Linked DNA regions of Homo sapiens: region 2 is linked to region 1. The links are chromatin loops, found by intact Hi-C in ENCODE. Cell type or tissue: right lobe of liver. All regions are shown on one strand. Each heading gives the region's core, and the rest is flanking DNA. Links, peaks and the distances in the headings are about the cores only.

What was found. Hi-C counts contacts between places; a loop is a spot of excess contacts. Peaks named below come from ENCODE experiments on the same cell type or tissue, not always from the same donor. Only the 100,000 strongest peaks of a DNase experiment are listed, where the experiment ranks them.
Region 2: it touches region 1 in a loop (1.9-fold over the local background); 33 of 110 quality-filtered maps call a loop at or near these places.

The regions. Positions count from the first base shown.
Region 1 is chr6:31,764,482-31,773,626 of GRCh38, forward strand. It overlaps VWA7 (von Willebrand factor A domain containing 7), which reads right to left. Exons shown (of 17, transcript NM_025258.3): 6 at 8,761-8,956; 7 at 8,473-8,642; 8 at 5,520-5,632; 9 at 5,194-5,310; 10 at 4,537-4,722; 11 at 3,141-3,273; 12 at 2,881-3,033; 13 at 2,677-2,769; 14 at 1,982-2,283; 15 at 1,764-1,903; 16 at 1,402-1,576; 17 at 1,109-1,289. The coding sequence ends at 1,113. SAPCD1-AS1 (SAPCD1 antisense RNA 1) reads right to left here and starts at 1,107. Exons shown (of 2, transcript NR_126423.1): 1 at 1,058-1,107; 2 at 1-239. SAPCD1 (suppressor APC domain containing 1) reads left to right here. Exons shown (of 5, transcript NM_001039651.2): 5 at 1-369. The coding sequence ends at 50. It overlaps MSH5-SAPCD1 (MSH5-SAPCD1 readthrough (NMD candidate)), which reads left to right. Exons shown (of 29, transcript NR_037846.1): 29 at 1-369. RefSeq lists enhancers at 8,391-8,685, 8,411-8,705. In right lobe of liver, for the core only: CTCF peaks have their summits at 5,485 (motif pointing left) and 8,533 (motif pointing right); DNase peaks (open chromatin) are centred at 5,490 and 8,580; H3K27ac peaks cover 533 bases.
Region 2 is chr6:31,707,861-31,717,005 of GRCh38, forward strand. It overlaps LY6G6F-LY6G6D (LY6G6F-LY6G6D readthrough), which reads left to right. Exons shown (of 6, transcript NM_001353334.2): 3 at 11-274; 4 at 2,166-2,321; 5 at 7,642-7,764. It overlaps LY6G6F (lymphocyte antigen 6 family member G6F), which reads left to right. Exons shown (of 6, transcript NM_001003693.3): 3 at 11-274; 4 at 2,166-2,321; 5 at 2,492-2,558; 6 at 2,707-2,819. The coding sequence ends at 2,731. LY6G6D (lymphocyte antigen 6 family member G6D) reads left to right here and starts at 7,488. Exons shown (of 3, transcript NM_021246.4): 1 at 7,488-7,550; 2 at 7,642-7,764. The coding sequence starts at 7,496. It also overlaps the pseudogene LY6G6E. RefSeq lists an enhancer at 5,438-6,221. In right lobe of liver, for the core only: a CTCF peak has its summit at 4,623 (motif pointing right); no DNase peak of the experiment used is centred there.

The DNA.
Region 1 (9,145 bases), core at 767-8,766:
TGGCTCAGCGGGGCTGCACCAAGGGGCCAAGAGGCCCTACCCGTGTCTAAACCCTCCTCTCACTCCCCTAAGCCTGGTGAAAGAGTCAGAAGCCCCAGGCTCCTTTTTCTGTTTCTTAACTCAACAGCTAAAAAATGGCTCCAGGTAGTGAGTCAATGAAGTTCAGACATGTTGGTGTAAAGTTTCTCCTCTGCTCCTGAAAACTTCATCTTCTTGGTGTCTCATGTCCTCATTCTCCCCTATATGACATGCAAAAACGATCTTTCTTTGAAATCCCTCTGGGAAGAAGCATGTTTATTGAAACTGTCCTTCAGCCTTAAATACAAAAATAAAACTGAAACTGCTCCAGAAAGCAGCTTTCTCCAAAAATGTCTTTGGTTTGTTTCTCATAGGGTTAGGAAAAGTGCATTGTGGGAATATCCATTGCCCTCTATCCCAGTCTTGCAGGGTGTTTTGTTTTGTTTTGTTTCTGAGATAGGGTCTCACTGTCGCTCAGGCTGTAGTGCAGTGGTTCGACCACAACTCACTGCAGCCTCAACCTCCTGGGCTCAAGTGATCCTCCTGCCTCAGCCTCCCAGAGTGCTGGGATTACAGGCGTGAGCCACTGCACCCAGCCCCAGTCTCGAAGTTTCTAAGAAAGGAAAGGGATGTGATGGAGAAAGAAAACCTTCATTGGCTGGGCACGGTGGCTCACGCCTGTAATCCCAGCACTTTGGGAGGCCGAGGCAGGCAGATCACCTGAGGTCAGGAGTTTGAGACCAGCCTGGCCAACATAGTGAAACCCTGTCTCTACTAAAAATACAAAAAATTAGCCGGGCGTGGTGGCGGGCACCTGTGATCCCAGCTACTTGGGAGGCTGAGGCAGGAGAATCGCTTGAACCTAGGAGGCAGAGGTTGCAGCGAGCCGAGATTGCGCCGCTGCACTCCAGCCTGGGCAATGAGCAAAACTACATCTCAAAAAAAAAACAACAACAACAAAAAAGAGAAAACCTTCATCCCAGCTAGGAGAGGTAAGGTCCTAAGACCTATGTGACAAATGTGTCCCAGGTCTTCTTACCAATGGGGCAGGTTGAAAATAGTGCTGGAGACCCATCCCTTTAGAGCCCGTTGTGTCACCAGGAGGCCAGGCCTAGCAGAAGCAGCACCCCTCCAACTGTGCCCCACCAGGGGCTGCCCGCAGCCAGCCCTGCCCCAGCCCTGCCTTGAGTCACCAATGTGAAGGGGGAAAAGGCAGGGGTGGCCGTGGTGAGGATCGGGTCAGATGAGCCGGTAGGGGTGGTGTGCCGGTCCTGTGGGGAAAAGGAAGAGAATGACAGGGTGTGCTAGAGCTGTACTCAAATTAAACCTACACCACCCTCCCCGGCCTTGCCCACCCTGTGATGGAAAGTAGTGGTTCCTCACCTGCGGGGCTGGGGCCGATACCAGGAGCCGGAGGAAAGCATGAGTCGGGGGTACTGGGTTGGCTTCTCGTCCCCCTGCAGTCACAGTCACCATCACCACGGAATCCGGGGCCGCTGAATCTGGGACCTCCAGCCACAGGCGGCCCCAGGCCGACTCATTCAGTTCCAGGTGAGCCCTGGAGAGAGGATATAGGCGTCGCTAAAGCTCCAGGCTGCCCAGAGCCTAGAGTCGGGACGCCTGCAGGGGCACGGGAGCGGAGAGGAGGATTCTGAGGGCCAGTCGGAGGGGGACAGGGGCAGGGCTTGGGATAAGCATTGGCCGGGCAAGATGCCAGAGGGAGCTGGAGGGTTCATGAGCCTCACCTGGAGAGGTTGGAGGTGAGGGAGAAGCTGGGGTTGACGAAAGTCCTAAGGTCAAGATCCTGAGGGCCCGAGAAGCTGGCGATGCGGAGACTGAGCGGGACTTTGCTGCCCGGGGCCAAGAAACCCGAGGGGCCACTAAGCTGCAGAGAAGGGTTCTTCAGGGAAGGGGCCGCTCTAACTCTCTCCAGCCCCAGCCGCACTTTCCCCTGGCGTCTCACCTCCAGAAGGACAGGGACTACAGTGCTAGGCTGAGGGGCAGCCCTGTGCAGGCGCCGCCCCGCTGCGTCCTGGCCAATCAGCTCCAGGGAGAAGGGTCTAGGGGTGGACAGCAGCGTGGGCGACAGCGAGGCTGCGAGGAGACCTCGCTCCGGAGGTCCCACGGGCTCCAAGGGCACCTGGCCTAGTTCGGCACCCTCTGGGACCCCTCGAAGGATGACGTGGGAGAAATGCGGCTGAGGATCCCCAGGATTGGCTCTGGAACCCAACCCTGTCACTTCTACCAGCAGCTGGGTCTGAAGACCTGGGACAGGGGCGAGGAGGGGAGAACATTGTGAGATTCGGAGACACAGGGAGAAAAGAATTAATGGCCTTCAAAATAGGGGTTCCCTCTGGGGAGTATGGATGGGAAAATAGGTTACCTTCGAGGGGTATTGATGGGGAGCATCAGGAGGGAGTTCTGGGGTGCTGGAAATGTTCTATATCCTGAACTGGGTGTATTATATGAAATCCATCAAACTGTACACTTTAGTGCACATTATGTAAATTATAACTCAATATAAAAGTTATGCATATGCACAGATGTATGTATACATATATACATTATATATATAATATATATATTATATATTATATATTTTATATATATATATAAAACTGGGGGTTAGGTGGGTGGGGGCTCAGGGAATAAATGTACCTGCAACTGGCTGAGTCAGGGGGTAGAGGCCAGGGTGGGGTCCATCCTCCATGGGGATCCCAAAGTGGAAGAGGAAGTCCAGGGAGGTCTGGGCTGGGAAAGGGCAAAGGCAGTCAGAGCCCTTCCTGAAAGGAATGTGACTGATCGTGTTCTCTGAGGCCTGCAGTCTCTGCTTCCCCTTCCCAGGAACACCTCCCTCCTTACCTTGCACTCTCACCCCAGGGGTGTCCTCAGCTGTGACCTGGATCTCCCAGGTTCCTGTCTGTGGAGGGTCATCCATGGTCACCATCCAGAACTGCCCAAAGCGGCGAGTGTGACCTAGAGGACCCCCGCCTTCCTCCTGGCCCTGGGAGACCCCTGGGGTCAGGGAAGAGATTGTCACATGAAGCACTTGCTCTCCTTGAGTACATCCCCTCGATTGTCTATTCCCCGGTCCCCTCTCTTCCCTCTACCTTCAGAGGTACCTGCAGGGTTCTTGATCCAGAAGCTGCTGATGTCTCCGTGGATCCGGACTGTGATCTTCTGGAGCAGCCCATCCACGCTGAACACAAGTGGCTGCCCAGGCACCACAACAGGAGGGTCCAGGGGAAGAGTCACCTTGAGGGATTGGCAGGACCAGAAAATGGGGAAGAAGATGAGGTATGGGATGAGGAACAAAGAAGAAAGGGGAGATAGAAAGAAACCACGTCATTGGGCCGGGCGCAGTTGGTCACGCCTGTAATCCCAGCACTTTGGGAGGCTGAGGCGGGTGGATCACAAGGTCAAGAGTTCGAGACCAGCCTGGCCAACACAGTGAAACTACATCTCTACTAAAAAAAAAAAAATACAAAAAATTAGCCAGGTGTGGTGGTGGGCTCCTGTAATCCCAGCTACTTGGGAGGCTGGAGCAGGAGAATCGCTTGAACCCAACAGGCAGAGGCTGCAGTGAGCCAAGATTGTACCATTGCACTCCAGCCTGGGCGACAGTGCAAGACTCTGTCTCAAAAAAAAAAAAAAAAAAAAAAAGAAAGAAAAAGAAAAAAGAAAGAAACCACGTCAAACAGGCAGAAAGGGATACCAGTAAGAGAGGGGCACGGGGCCAGGGATGAAGTTATTATGGTCAGAGACAAAGTTGGAGGCAAGGGATTCAGGATGAGACAATCACATCTTGTGCCCCATTAAAAGATGATAGGCCAGGCGTGGTGGCTCATGTCTGTAATCCCAGCACCTGGGAGACCAAGGCAGGAGGATCACTTGAGGCCAGGGGTTCAAGAACAGCTTAGTCAATATAGCAAGACTCTGTCTCTGCAAAATACAAGCCACCTCCCCAAAAAGATGGTAGGACTTCCTGTGGTAACCCTGGAGGCAGAATACTGGAAGCCAAGTGGGGAGAGGTTTACTGATATAAAAGGACAATGCAGGCCAGGCGTGGTGGCTCGCGCCTGTAATCCCAGCACTGTGGGAGGCCAAGGTAGGCGGATCACTTGCGGTCAGGAGTACGAAACCAGCCTGGCCAAAAAAACGGTGAAACCCCGGCTCTACTAAAAAAATACAAAAATTAGCCAGGCCTGGTGGTGGGCACTGGTAACTCTAGCGACTTGGGAGGCTGAGGCAGGAGAATCCCTTGAACCCGGGAGGTGGAGGTTGCAATGAGCCGAGATTGTGCCACTGCACTCCAACCTGGGTGACCATAAGACTCCATCTCAAAAAAAAAAAAAGAAGTGGCTAGTCATGGATCTAAGAGGAAGAGAAACTTCCTTTCCTGCCCCGTGACTGGAAGAACAACACAGCAGTGAGAGTGATTCCCCTTTCTCCTATAAGAAGAGAGGTGCAGCCTGACCACCCTTCAGTTCCTAAGTGAGGGCCCTGGCCCCCACTTACCAGGGCAGCCATGCTCTCCCCAACAATGGCTGCCACGTCTCGAATGTGCTGGTCTTTGGTGAAGATCACCTCTCCTCCTGAGGCCAGGGCCACTGCTTTGTATGGCTCAAAACGCAGAGGGGACAAGATCTCACGCCGAGCTCGACCCTGAACCCTTGATGTATCTTCAGTCACCAGGAATGTTACCTGTACCCAGAAGAGAGCTCAGTGATTGGGGTGTCCAAGTGCCATCCACTATTATGAATGAGAATCCCTGTGCTCAAGCTTTCTCCAGAGCTGATGGTTTGTGATAAGGTCTCTGCCTGCCTTCTGGCTGCTGGGGTGGGGAATCCCAATGACAGAACCCCCTGCCTTCAGTTAGTAGTTGGCCACCCCCTTGTAACTGTCACAGTGGATTTTTGGCGACTAGAGCCCCAGTTCTTCACATTGTTTATTAGGCAGGGTCAAATAAAAATTCAGCGTTATTAAGGGTAGGGCCTCTTACGTATATCATTAAAGGTATCAGGAAATGTTCCACTCATTGTCTGCTTCTCCCACCATATACCAAGGCTTGTTGGGCCACCATAGTGTGGTGCAACCCTCGTTATGAGATTGTCATCACAGGGTCTCTCACATCCCTGGGAGGCTAACACTGGGTCTCCCACTAGCTCTGCTCACCCGGCAGCGCCGCTCCTGAGTCAGGGATTCCACCTGGTTGGTGAGAAAGGCATCCTTGGGGGAGGCATCCGTGAAGACAAAGATATCTGAGAGTGGAGGTGTGTGCAGCAGGGCCAGCTGGCAGGGAAGGCAACGACCAGTGTTAACAATGGCAGTAGGAGGGGAATGGGTAGAGCCACGGAGGATGAAGCAGAAGGGAATATGGCCCGGGAACCCTACAGTGAAGCTAGTGGATCTAGGTGCTGAAGGTGGTGGGGAGCCCCAGGAGGGATCTAGCTCCCCCTGGTGGTGGGGCCAGGAAACGGGGAAGAAGGGAGGGGCCAGACCTGCAGGGCTGACAGGCACATCTCAGGCTCGTCTCCACCCCCCAAGGCATGGATCTCATTAAGCTGTTGCCAGAAGCTGTCAGGGTCACTGGTTGTAAAGACAGGGCCGAACCCTGGGAAGGGGAAAGGAGGTTAAGATAAGTGAGGAAAGAGCTCCCCTCATTCTTACCCAGAGCCACCTCCCCAGTTGAGGGGCCTGGTGTGCTTCTGGAGCCGACAGGTATTGAAATAACAATACTCCATTATAAGACTCATACTTGGCCGGGTGCGGTGGCTCACACCTGTAATCCCAGCATTTTGGGAGGCCAAGGTGGGTGGATCATGAGGTCAAGAGATCAAAACCATCCTGGCCAACATGGTGAAACCTCGTCTCTACTAAAAAATATAAAAATTAGCTGGGCATGGTGATGCATGCCCGTAGCCTCCCCAGTAGCCTCCCCAGAGGCTCCCCAGTAGCCTCCCCAGCTACTGGGGAGGCTGAGGCAGGAGAATCACTTGAACCCGGGAGGCAGAGGTTGCAGTGAGCCGAGATCGTGCCGCTGCACTCCAGTCTGGCGACAGACTCCATCTCAAAAAAAAAAAAAAAAAGTCATACTTGTCAGTGCAGGGCGGGGCAGGGCGGGGCAGGGCAGGGCAGACCTAGGTGTCCCTGGTGGGAAGGTGGCCTCCACTCCCTGAAAAAAATGGTGGCATTTCCTGTAGGCCTTTATTGGCTACATGTGCGTATATAAAAAAAAAAATGGTCACACCTATTATCCCAGCACTTTGAGAGGCTGAAGTGGGAGGATCACTTGAGCCCAGGAGCTCGAGATCAGCCTGGGTAACATAGTGAGACCCCATCTCTACAAAAAAATACAAAAATTAGCCAGATATGGTGGTGCTCATCTGTAGTCCCAGCTACTCAGGAGGCTGTGGCAGGAGGATTGCTTGAATCGAGGCTGCAGTGAGGCATGATTGTACCATTGCACTCCAACCTGGGTGACAGAGTGAGACTCTCCCTCTCTCTCTCTCAAAAAAAAAAAAAAAGAAAGAAAAGAAAAAAAAAAACTGGGTTTCCTCATAAGAAAAGAGACCGAATAGCACTTACCTCAGAGGTTTATTGGGAGGACTAAATGAGTTGATTTTGCAAATCTTAAGATAGTGCTTTGACACATAAGTGCTAAGTTCTTAGTTATACCTTTATTTATATCTTCATCAAACATAATAAGTCTATTAAATGCCAGCCACTGTAGGATGTATGCAGGCAAATAAGACTCAAATTTAGGCAACTCTCAGTCCAGTAGGCATTTTATTTGATCATCATTTCAACTCTGGGAGTTAGGCAGGATGAGGGAGGTGTCAGGCCTCTGAGCCCAAGCTAACCAATCATATCCCCTGTGACTGGCACTTATACATCCAGATGGCCTGAAGCAACTGAAGATCCACAAAAGAAGTGAAAATAGCCTTAACTGATGACATTCCAACATCCTGCCCCACCCTGATGTGATAACTGATACCCATTTTACAGATGATGAAATCGAGGCAAAGAAAGTTTACATGACCAGCCTAAAGACACACAGTCAGACTCAAGCCAGAGAGTCTAACTTCTAATCAATGGAAAAGGAATACAATGTAGCTAGTTATCTCAGATGCTTCCCAGAAGCCTGGCCCCAACAACCCCATCTTGATACCAATCTCTGTCTATAGGAAATGGAGAGAATTGAAAATGGCGGCCGGGCACGGTGGCTCACACCTGTAATCCCAGCACTTTGGGAGGCCGAGGCGGGCGGATCACGAGGTCAGGAGATGGAGACCATCCTGGTTAACACGGTGAAACTCCGTCTCTACTAAAAATACAAAAATTAGCCGGGCGTGGTGGCGGGCGCCTGTAGTCCCAGCTACTCAGGAGGCTGAGACAGGAGAATGGCGTGAACCCGGGAGACGGAGCTTGTAGTGAGCCGAGATCGCGCCATGGCACTCCAGCCTGGGCGACAGAGCGAGACTCCGTCTCAAAAAAAAAAAAAAAAAAAAAAAAAAGAAAATGGTTTATTAGCATGAAAGCCTAAGAAAGCAGAGGCCACGTGCCAAAGCATGAATCATGCATTAAACTCATGGAAAGTGCTGCCATTTTAGAAAGAGTGGGAGGCAAGTCTGCTAGTTATCTTTTTTTTTTTTTTTAGAGACAGGGTCTCACTGCGTCACCCAGGCCGCTCTGGAGTGCAGTAGTGCCATCACGGCTCACTGCAACCTCAGTCTCCTGGGCTCAAGTGATCCTCCTGCCTCAGCTTCCCAAGTAGCTGGGACTATAGGCATGTGCCACCACACCCACACATAATTTTTATTAATTTTTTTGTAGAGACCTGTGTTTCTCTGTGTTGCCCAGGTTGGTCTTGAAATCCTGGGCTCAAACGATCCACCCACCTCTGCCTCCCAAAGTGCTGGGATTACAGGTGTGAGCCACCCCACCCAGGTTGCTGCTAATTTTCTGTATGCACACAGTAGAGGCTCACTCGGGACTACAGGAAGTGCCACCCCGAGCCCACTTCCTCACCACAGGCCTTTATCCCTTACCTTTTTATCTTTTCTTTTTTTTTTCTTTCTTTTCTTTTTTTTTTTTTTTTTTTTTTTTTTTTGTGACAGAGCTTTTTGCTCTTGTTGCCCAGGCTGGAGTGCAAAGGCACGATCTCGGGGCTCACCGCAACCTCTGCCTCCTGGGTTCAAGCGATTCTCCTGCCTCAGCCTCCCGAGTAGCTGGGATTATAGGTGCCCACCACCACGCCCGGCTAATTTTGTATTTTTAGTAGAGACGGGGTTTCTCCATATTAGTCAGGCTGGTCTCAAACTCCCGACCTCAGGTGATCCACCTGCCTCAGCCTCCCAAAGTGCTGGGATTACAGGCGTGAGCCACCACGCCCAGTCTATCCCTTACCTTGAATTTTCCTCCCCTCTACTGTCCTAGCCAGACCACACTTACCTGGGTCATGAAAAGGCACCAGGACATAGTGGACAGGCTCCATGGGGCTGCCTCTCCGCTGCTCCACAAGGTGGCGAGCCTGGATTTTGGCAGCGTTGATCTCCTCACCCATGCTGCCCGTGGTGTCCAGGACAAAGCTCAGGCTGGAGGCTGGGGTGATGTCCAGCAGCCTGGGGAGCAAGCCAGAGACACAGTGAAGGGCCTGCACGTTTGTCCCCAGCGCCTGGTTTCTCCCTTCCCGCAGGAGCGCCTCCCCATGAAGGGGTCCATCCCCAGGAGGCCACTCACCTGGAGAAATCCCTGTCTCCCAGGCGGCTTCGCAGAAGGCTGAAGGCCTGGATGGAGGCTAGAAGGGCCAGTTTTGCAGCCTGGAGGTGCAGCATGTGGTGAGGGGAGAAGCCTGGGGATGTGCTGTCCTTGTTGATGCCTCCCCTCGGTGGCTGGGAGCTGCTCCGGTCAAAATGGCCCCCGTGGCTACATTTCCCTGGGTTGGGGAAAGGGATCTGGAGAGTGGAGGTCAAAAACCCACTGCCTCCTAAGAAAATGAGGCCCTTTCAGGCCTGGCCTGACCCTCTCACCCCTCAGCAAGGGTTCAGCAAGAAATGATGACGGGGTTGGCGCGGTGGCTCACGCCTGGAATCCCAGCGCTTTGGGAGGCCGAGGCCGGCAGATC
Region 2 (9,145 bases), core at 631-8,630, 57 kb before region 1:
TCCCCTACAGGATCCCAGTTATCTGCAAGGGCTGCAGATGGATCCCCCTGCAATGTCCTCCTGTGCTCTGTGGTCCCCAGCAGACGCATGGACTCTGTGACCTGGCAGGAAGGGAAGGGTCCCGTGAGGGGCCGTGTTCAGTCCTTCTGGGGCAGTGAGGCTGCCCTGCTCTTGGTGTGTCCTGGGGAGGGGCTTTCTGAGCCCAGGAGCCGAAGACCAAGAATCATCCGCTGCCTCATGACTCACAACAAAGGGGTCAGCTTTAGCCTGGCAGGTAAACTGAGGAAGGAGACGGAAAGGGATGTTCTTTCACTTCAGCCTCCCAAGTAGCTGGAATTACAGGCGCCCGCCACCATGCCTGGATAATTTTTTGTACTTTTAGTAGAGACGAGATTTCACCATTTTGGCCAGGCTGGTATCAACCTCCTGACTTCTAGTGATCTGCCTGCCTCAGTCTCCCAAAGTGCTGGGATTATAGGCATGAGCCACCGCACCTTTAAATTTTTTGTAGAGACAGGATCTTGCTATGTTGCCCAGTCTGGTCTCAAACTACTGGCCTCAAATGATCCTCCTATCTTGGTCTCCCAAAGTGCTGGGGTTACAGGCATGAGCCATCACATCTGGCTATTTTTTCTTGAAAGAAAGGGTGAATTACTATAAAGGGTGTGAGGGGAAAGTGTGGTTATGGCTGGTGGTCTGCTCTGTAGTTGGTTGCCCATGCGTGAGCAGGGGGCATTGCCATTCTCTACTTTTTATTTTATTTTATTTTATTTTATTATTATTAGGCCAGGCATGGTAGCTCAATCCTGTAATCCCAGCACTTTGGGAGGCCGAAGCAGGCGGATCACTTGAGGTTGGGAGTTCAAGACCAGCCTGACTAACATGGAGAAATTCTGTCTCTACTAAAAATACAAAATTAGCCGGGTATGGTGGCACATGCCTCTAACCCCAGCTACTCGGGAGGCTGAGGCAGGAGAATCACTTGAACCTGGGAGGTGGAGGGCGCAGTGAGCCAAGATCACGCCATTGCACTCCAGCCTGGGCAACAAGAGCGAAGCTCTATCTCAAAAAAAAAATTGTATTTTTAGTAGAGACGGGGTTTCACCATGTTGGCCAGGATGGCCTTGATCTCTTGACCTCATGATCTGCCTGCCTCAGTCTCCCAAAGTGTTAGGATTATAGGTGTGAGCCACCACGCCTGGCCTTTTTTTTTTTTTTTTTTTTTTTTTTGGGATGGAGACTTGTTCTGTTGGCCAGGCTGGAATGCAGTGGCACGATCTTGGCTCACTGCAACCTCTGCCTCTTGGGTTCAAGCTATTCTCCCATCTCAGCCTCCTGAGTAGCTGGACTACAGGTGCCTGCCACCACGCCTGGCTAACTTTTGTGTGTGTGTGTGTGTTTTTTTTTGTTTTTTTTTTGAGACAGAGTCTCTCTCTGTCGCCAGGCTGGAGTGCAGTGGCGCAATCCCGGCTCACTGCAACCTCTGACTCCCTGGTTCAAGTGATTCTCCTGCCTCAGCCTCTCGAGTAGCTAGGATTACAGGCATATGCCACCACGTCCAGCTAATTTTTGTATTTTTAGTGGAGCCGGGGTTTCACCATGTTGGCCAGGATAGTCTCAATCTCCTGACCTCGTGATCTGCCCGCCTTGGTCTCCCAAAGTGCTGGGATTACAGGTGTGAGCCACAGCGCCCGGCCTCTTTTTTGTGTTTTTAGTAGAGATGGGGTTTCACCATGTTGGTCAGGCTGGTCTCGACCTCCTGACCTCAGGTGATCCACCCACCTCGGCCTCCCAAAGTGCTGGGATTACAGGTGTGAACCACTGCGCCTGGCCTCAATTTTTATACTTTCAGTAGAGATGAGGTTTCATCATGTTGACCAGGCTGGTCTTGAACTCCTGACCTCAAGTGGTCTGCTCGCCTTGGCCTCCTAATGTGCTGGAATTACAGGCATGAGCCACTGTGCCTGGCCGCCATTCTCTATGGGTCAGGGTGAGAGGCCTGGAAAGGGGCAGAGTAGGGTGGAGGATATTGTGGGCAGGGAAGCTTACAAAGTCTTCTGTTGGAAGAGCCCACCAGACTGTGGAGGGGAAGCCTCTCTTTGGGGCACAGGGACAGGGCCCCTCACTACCTCCCTCCCATCCCTCTGGTCTGGCCCTTACTACAGCCTCCATCGATGCTTCTCCTGCCCTCTGTGCCCCTTCCACGGGCTGGGACATGCCTTGGATTCTGATGCTGCTGCTCACAATGGGCCAGGGAGTTGTCATCCTGGCCCTCAGCATCGTGCTCTGGAGGCAGAGGGTCCGTGGGGCTCCAGGCAGAGGTGAGTCCCTCCCTCCCCGGGGAAAGAAGAGGGCACATGGGTGGGAGGCAAAGGGCTAGGCTCACACCCCGCCTCTGTACCCCACCTCCTCTAGGGGAGGGGGCGAGGAACACGGCTCTAAGTTGTCTGCTGACTTCTCTTCTGTATCCCTGATGGCTCCTTCTCCCCAGATGCCTCGATTCCTCAGTTCAAACCCGAAATCCAGGTCTATGAGAACATCCATTTGGCCCGTCTTGGGTGAGGAACAGCTAGGGAACAGAGGCTTAAATCCTGGAGGGGACTGGGGATGGAGAGGAAACACGGGTTGGGTTGGGGATGGGCCCTCGTTCCTGAGGATGTGAAAAGTAGAGGTATCCTTAATCTGTCTCTCTGGAAAACCCCACAGCCCACCTGCCCACAAGCCCAGGTGATTTTGGTGACATCTGCTGGGAAGTGTGACCTGCTGTCTCGCTGGCCATCTGGCACCTGGAAGATTCCTCGACAACCTTAGCAAGGGGGGCGGGACTGAGAGTTCGACTTCACCATCCAGCTGGCCTCCAGCAGCCACCAAGCTGTGTATGGGGAGGGGTGGGGGACTGAAGGAAAGGAGGAGCATTATTCTGTGATGTAACCTACAAAAAGGTTTGGTCTCCTGTCTTGTAGCAGCAGTGGAGGGATGGCCCTGAGCCCATAGTACTGTGGGGTTGAGGGGAGCCTGAGGTTGCTGGTGGGGGCAAGGAGGATGGGTGTGCACAGGGAGGAGACAGGAATCTGGAGACTTGAGCAATGGTGAGGAATCCATTGCAGTGGAGCTGAAGGACAAATGGGGAAAACGGGGGAAGAGAGAGAAGGGAAGAGACTCAAGTCAGAGAAAGTGGAAAGAGATGGACAGAGGGAGAAAAATAGAAGCACAAAGTGGGAGGATGGAGGGACAGAGAAAATGGAAAGCCTCAACCCATCTCTAAATTAAGCCAGACCCCCACTACCCCATGTCTCATCCTCACAAAGAAGAGAGGGAACAGGCATATTTAATCAACCCCAGACTTCCTCACATGCAAGGGGAGGGAACTGAGTCAGGATAGAGATGCCTGTGCTCAGCTCCCACCCGGGGCCCCCTCCTTATCCTTCCTTATCCTAGGCACACACTCTTCCCTGTGGCGCCTTACCGGGGCATTCAGAGCATGTGAGCAGCTATCGCCACTCTGGCACTTCCTTCCTGCTGCCCTGAGGTCACACCCTATTTCTCGGGGGCAGAGGGAGTGTCTACTCAGGCTGGCAGGCCCAGTGGGGGTATGTTATTTATTGGGCCGGGGCCATGCTGGGATGTCTGTGAACCATGGGCGAGTCTGGGCTGGTGAAGCGAGGGAGGATATTGATGCTCCCAACTTGGCCATTCCCTAGTCTCAGGCAGAAATGAGCTGAGCTCCAGCCACACCCTCACAAGCAGCTCCACTGGGTGCCCTTTTGTGTCTCTGCTCAAGCTTGGGCCTTACTGGAAAAAAGCTTTCTCAGAAGTCTCACCTAAAGGCTTCAGGCTGCAGGGGCTTAAACTAAGCCATTGGCAAGAAAAAGGACGAAAATGACACAGATGGAGAATGAGGGGAGTGCCGTGGTCCAGGTTCCAGCTCCAGCCCAACCCACCAAGCAGCTACAGTTTGCTCTTAGAGCACACACACACAGACACACACACACACACACACACACACACACACACACACTGCAGTATCTGCAGTATTACTGGACTCCTAGATAGACCTTTTATTAAAGGTACTCTTCATAGTCCCCCAAGCCCTCCATCCTGAGTTCCCGACCTACCACATTAGTCTTTCCTAGCAAGACTCTCCTCCTTACCATACCTGATGCTCCTTTGATCCCCTTGCCTGAGATCCACAGTGTCATCAAAATGCCTGCCTTGCCAGTGACCTGGGCTGACACGGGGCATCAGCAATGGGCATCTAGAAAAGACAAAAGACGCAGAATAGGTGTTCTTTATGAGGTTGGACTCTGGGCAGGTGCCTCCCCAGGCCTTGTGAGGGGTCTGTGAGGGGTCTGCTGAGAGATCTGGGGTCTCTGTACAAAATTAGGTTCTCGGGCATGTCTCAAAGTGTCTGTGCAGGTGTTTCCAGGGCCGCAGTGATGGCGGGGGGTATCCTGGGTTGGGGGCTGCAGATCCACGGAAGCTAGTGGAGGAGGTGTCCTCTCCCAGCGAAGCTGGCCACAAAGAGGGGCAGGGAGGCGAGGAGGCTGGTGAGCTGCTGTGGGGAAGCGGCTATGTTGCACAGGTCCTGCTCGCAGCAGTGGTGCCACAGAGTGTAGGAGTGCAGCCAGTAGGTGGCATAGCCTGGCAGAGGGCACTGGGCCCTTGAGAGGCAGCTTTTTCACTCAGTGATCTCACTCTGGTCTGTGGGATGAAAGAGGCATGCTGAGGCGGGGGCCACAGGAAAGGCCGGATGGATGGAGGTAGGGAGCCTCCTGGAGAAGGGCCATTGGACCAGAGTCCTACCTGAAGTGCCAATACTGATGCCACAAGCTTCATCGTCCCGACACTCGGTGGGAACAGGGTGGCAGGGTTTGGTGAAGCCACAGATGTAGCAGCGGAGCCTTCCCCGGGCAGGGGACATGGTGAGACCTGTTGAGGCAGCAGAGATTAGGAGAGCAGGAGAGGCAAACCCTCCCTGTGGGGCAGGCAGAGGCCAGATCCGGAGAGGGATCACAGAGAGAGGTGACACATGAAGCAGAGAGAGGAAAGCTGTGGAATAAGGGAGGAAAGCTGACAGAAGTAGAAAAAATAGCTGGGCGCAGTGGCTCACGCCTGTAATCCCAGCACGTTGGGAGGCCGAGGCGGGCTGATCATGAGGTCAGAAGATTGAGACCATCCTGGCTAACACAGTGAAACCCCGTCTCTACTAAAAATACAAAAAATTAGCCGGGCATGGTGGCACATGCCTCTAGTCCCAGCTACTTGGGAGGCTGAGGCAGGAGAATCTCTTGAATCTGGGTGGCTGAGGTTGCAGTGAGCCGAGATCATGCCACTGCACTCCAGCCTGGGTGACAGAACGAGACTCTGTCTCAAAAAAAAAGAGGGAGACGATGCAGGAAAAGAAACAGAGATGGAGGCAAGAGGGGTACAGGGATTGAGAGATGCGCAGACATGAACAGAAGCCACAAGAATCAGAGACCAACATAAAAAGAGTGAGACAAAAAGCCAGACCCAGCAGCAGGGAAGTTGAGGGGGTCAGTGAAAAAGTTAAGTAAATGGCACCAGAGACAGATAGGAAAATAGAAATTGACATTGACCAAAGGGCCCAGCACAGAAGCAACACGTGAAATAAGGGATAGGGGAGACAGGGGCGGATCAAAGATGCAGCAAGGGGGAGACAGTTATTCTCAAATGCCTTGAAAGGAAACTCTTCCTTTCCCACCTCATCAGGCTGGCCTTCCCAGTGGCTGGTCTCCCTGAAGTCCCCCACTCCCCCAGCTCTCTTCTTGGCCTCTTCCAGCACCCACACCCCTCTCCTCCCCAGCCCTCAGGTTCCTCCACATGCCCTTGTCCCCACCCCCAGCCCCCTGACCACTGAAGGTTCCCCAGCCCACCCTTACCCAGTGCCCCACAGAGGAACAGCACGCAGAGGAAGATGCTGGAGGTGCCCATGGCCAGACACAGGCTCAGGAATCTGGGAGAGGTGATCTGCACCCCGAGATCCCGGGATTTGTAGAGTTGGAGCATTTGAGCAAGACAGTGAGGAACCAGTAAACAAACACACCTAGGGAGTGAATCTGGGGGGCGGAACCATGACCAGATTCACCAGCCTGACCCAGCAGGCAGCGGGGGCCCCCAGCCTGCCCCTGCAAGGAGTCTGCCCTTGCCTGGAGGGTCTCCTCTGCTCTCTCAGCATGTTGTCTCTGTAACTTAGCTTCCTCTCCTGCTCCTGAGTTGTGTCTGTCGCCTTCCCTCCTACTCCTCCCCCTCCCTCCCCATGTCTCAAGCTGCTCCCTGGCTCTCTCAGCTTCTCTCTGTCTTTGTTTTCTCTGTCTTTCCCCCTCAGTGCTTTCATGTCTCTCAAAGTCACCCTCCTAAACAGCCCCGGCGTGGATCTGTTTGAGTGTAGAATCAACAATACCCCCACCCACACACCCACATGCACACACAAAGCCCAGCTGTGTAAGGGCGGACCCCACCCAGCTTCAGATCCCTTTGATCCCCCCAAGCTTCAACATTCCTACCCTGTAATTATCCCTGCCAGCTTTACTACCTTGGAGGAAAGAAATAACCACGGGTGGGGCTGGAGGGCCTGCTGATGTGCTTGCACTGGGGAGAAATCACTAGAAAGGAAGGCATGGATGGGATTTGGGGTAGGGGGGTGGTGATACAGCCTGGAAGGCTGGGGTTGAAGAGACTGGGAAGGAGGAAGGCCCATCTGGGGAATCAGAGCCAGCATGTACCAGGAGGAGTAAGACTAGGAACAGGGAGTGAAGATAGGGGAGACACAGGTGCCCAGGAGAGCAGCTCTTTTCAAAAATATTGATCTCAGGACCTCTTTACACTTTTCAAAGTTACTTAAGACTCTGAAGAGCTTTTCTTTATGAGGTTATATCAATATTTACTACATTAAAAATTAAAACAGAAAATTTAAAGTAGGTATTTATTGATTTATTTAAACAATAAAAATAATAAAGTATTACATGCTAACAAAATACAGTTTTGTGAAAAATAACTATTATTTCTCCACAGCACAGTGAGAAGCTGAGCATTGCTTTACATTTTTGTGAATCTAGTGTCAGGCTTCGTGGGAGATGCCTGGGTTTTCCTATCTGCTTCTGCATTCAGTCTGTTGGGATATGTTGTTTTCGTTGAAGTCCAGTATATGAAGAAAATCTGACCTTACACAGATAGTTGCAAAAGGAGGACCCTCAAGGACCCTGTGAAAGGGTATCAGGGATCCTCAGGGGTTCTTGTTGGTCCACAGACTGCTGCTGAGGATAAAGGAGTTTGAGGACTCCAGAGGATGCTGAGAGCATGCTGTGGGGCCCCTCCCTGTCCCCACTGGGGCCCTTGGTGCCTGCTGGGGGAGACTCTTTCTTCCTTTTTTATAGCCCTATAAAGCTCAAGGCACGGGGGATATAAGGCAGGCAGAGCCGGGCTGGGGAGGGGGGTGGGCAGGAGGTAGAGGCGGTCCTGACACGGGCAGACTGCGATGAAACCCCAGTTTGTTGGGATCTTGCTCAGCTCCCTGCTAGGGGCTGCCTTGGGTAAGGAGGCGGCCAGCTAGCTTCTCACACAGGCCTTCTGCCAGCCGGCTCCACCGAGGGCCCAGGTCCAGCGCCTCTTTTCTCCTGCCAGGAAACCGAATGCGGTGCTACAACTGTGGTGGAAGCCCCAGCAGTTCTTGCAAAGAGGCCGTGACCACCTGTGGCGAGGGCAGACCCCAGCCAGGCCTGGAACAGATCAAGCTACCTGGAAACCGTGAGTCCTCAGTTTCTCCCTCTTCCAGCAGCCTTTCCCTGCCTCCAGCCCCATGTCAATCCTTCTGGCTTCCAGAACCCTCCAGGCTCAGTCTGGCTCTGGGCAGATGGTGCAGCTGTTAGAGGAGAGCAGTCTGTACCCCTTCTGGCTCCTGGCACGGAGCCCCTGAGAGGCCCACAGTCCTTGTGCCCCCACTTCCCCACCTCCTTATTCTCCTAAAAGAATCTCATAGGCCCATTAGCTCACAAATGAAGAGCTCTGGCCCTGAAAGGCCAAAGTTAAAACCAAACTTCAAATTTTCGGCATTAGTTAAGGACCAGGGAGGGGTGTGTGTGTGTGTGTGTGTGTGTGTGTGTGTGTGTGTGTACATGTTTTTAATATTTTATTTTAACATAATTTTGGATTGACAGAAAAGTTGCAGAAATACTCAACTTCTCCTAATGCTAACATCTTACATAACCATAGCACAATTATCAAAATCACAAAATAACTGATACAATACTACTAACTAATCTACAGACTTTATTTGATTTAGCAAGATCCTACATTGCATTTAGCTCTCATGTCTTCTTAGTCTCCTCTGATCTGTGCCAGTTCTGTTTTTCTTTGTCTTTCATGACCCTGACACATTTGAAGAGCCCTGATAAATTATTTTATACCTGGAGTTTAAAAAATTACTTTTAGGGCCAGTGCAGTCACTCGCACCTGTAATCCCAGCACTTTAGGAGGCCAAGGTGGGAGGACCACTTGAGCCCAAGAGTTGAGACCAGCCTGGGCAACATAGGGAGACCCTGTCTCTACAAAAAACAAACAAACAAACAAACAAACAGATTAAAAAATTAGTTGGGTGTGGTGGCACATGCTTGTAGTCCTAGCTACTCAGGGGGCTGAAGAGGGAGGATCGCTTGAGCCTGGGAGATTGAAGCTACAATGAGCCATGATCACGCCACTACACTCCAGCCTGGGGAACAAAATGAGACCCTGTCTCAAAAATAATAATAATAATAATTTTTAGGCTAGGCTTGGTGGCACACACTTGTAATCCCAGCACTTTGGGAGGCCAAGGCTGAAGAGTCACCTGAGGTCAGGAGTTTGACACCAGCCTGGGCAGCAAAGTGAGACCCCCATCTCTACAAAAAATGTTTTTAAAAAATTAGCCAGGCATAGTGGCACACACCTGTAATCTCAGTTTCCTGAGAGGCTGAGGCAGGAGGATTACTTGAGCCCAGGAGTTTGAGGCTATAGGGAGGTATGATTGCACCACCACACTCCAGCCTGAGTGAGAGAGCAAGATCTTTTCTCTAAAATTAAATAAAATCATTTTTAGATTAAACAAAAATTACGTGCCGGATGCAGTGGCTCACGCCTGTAATCCCAGCAC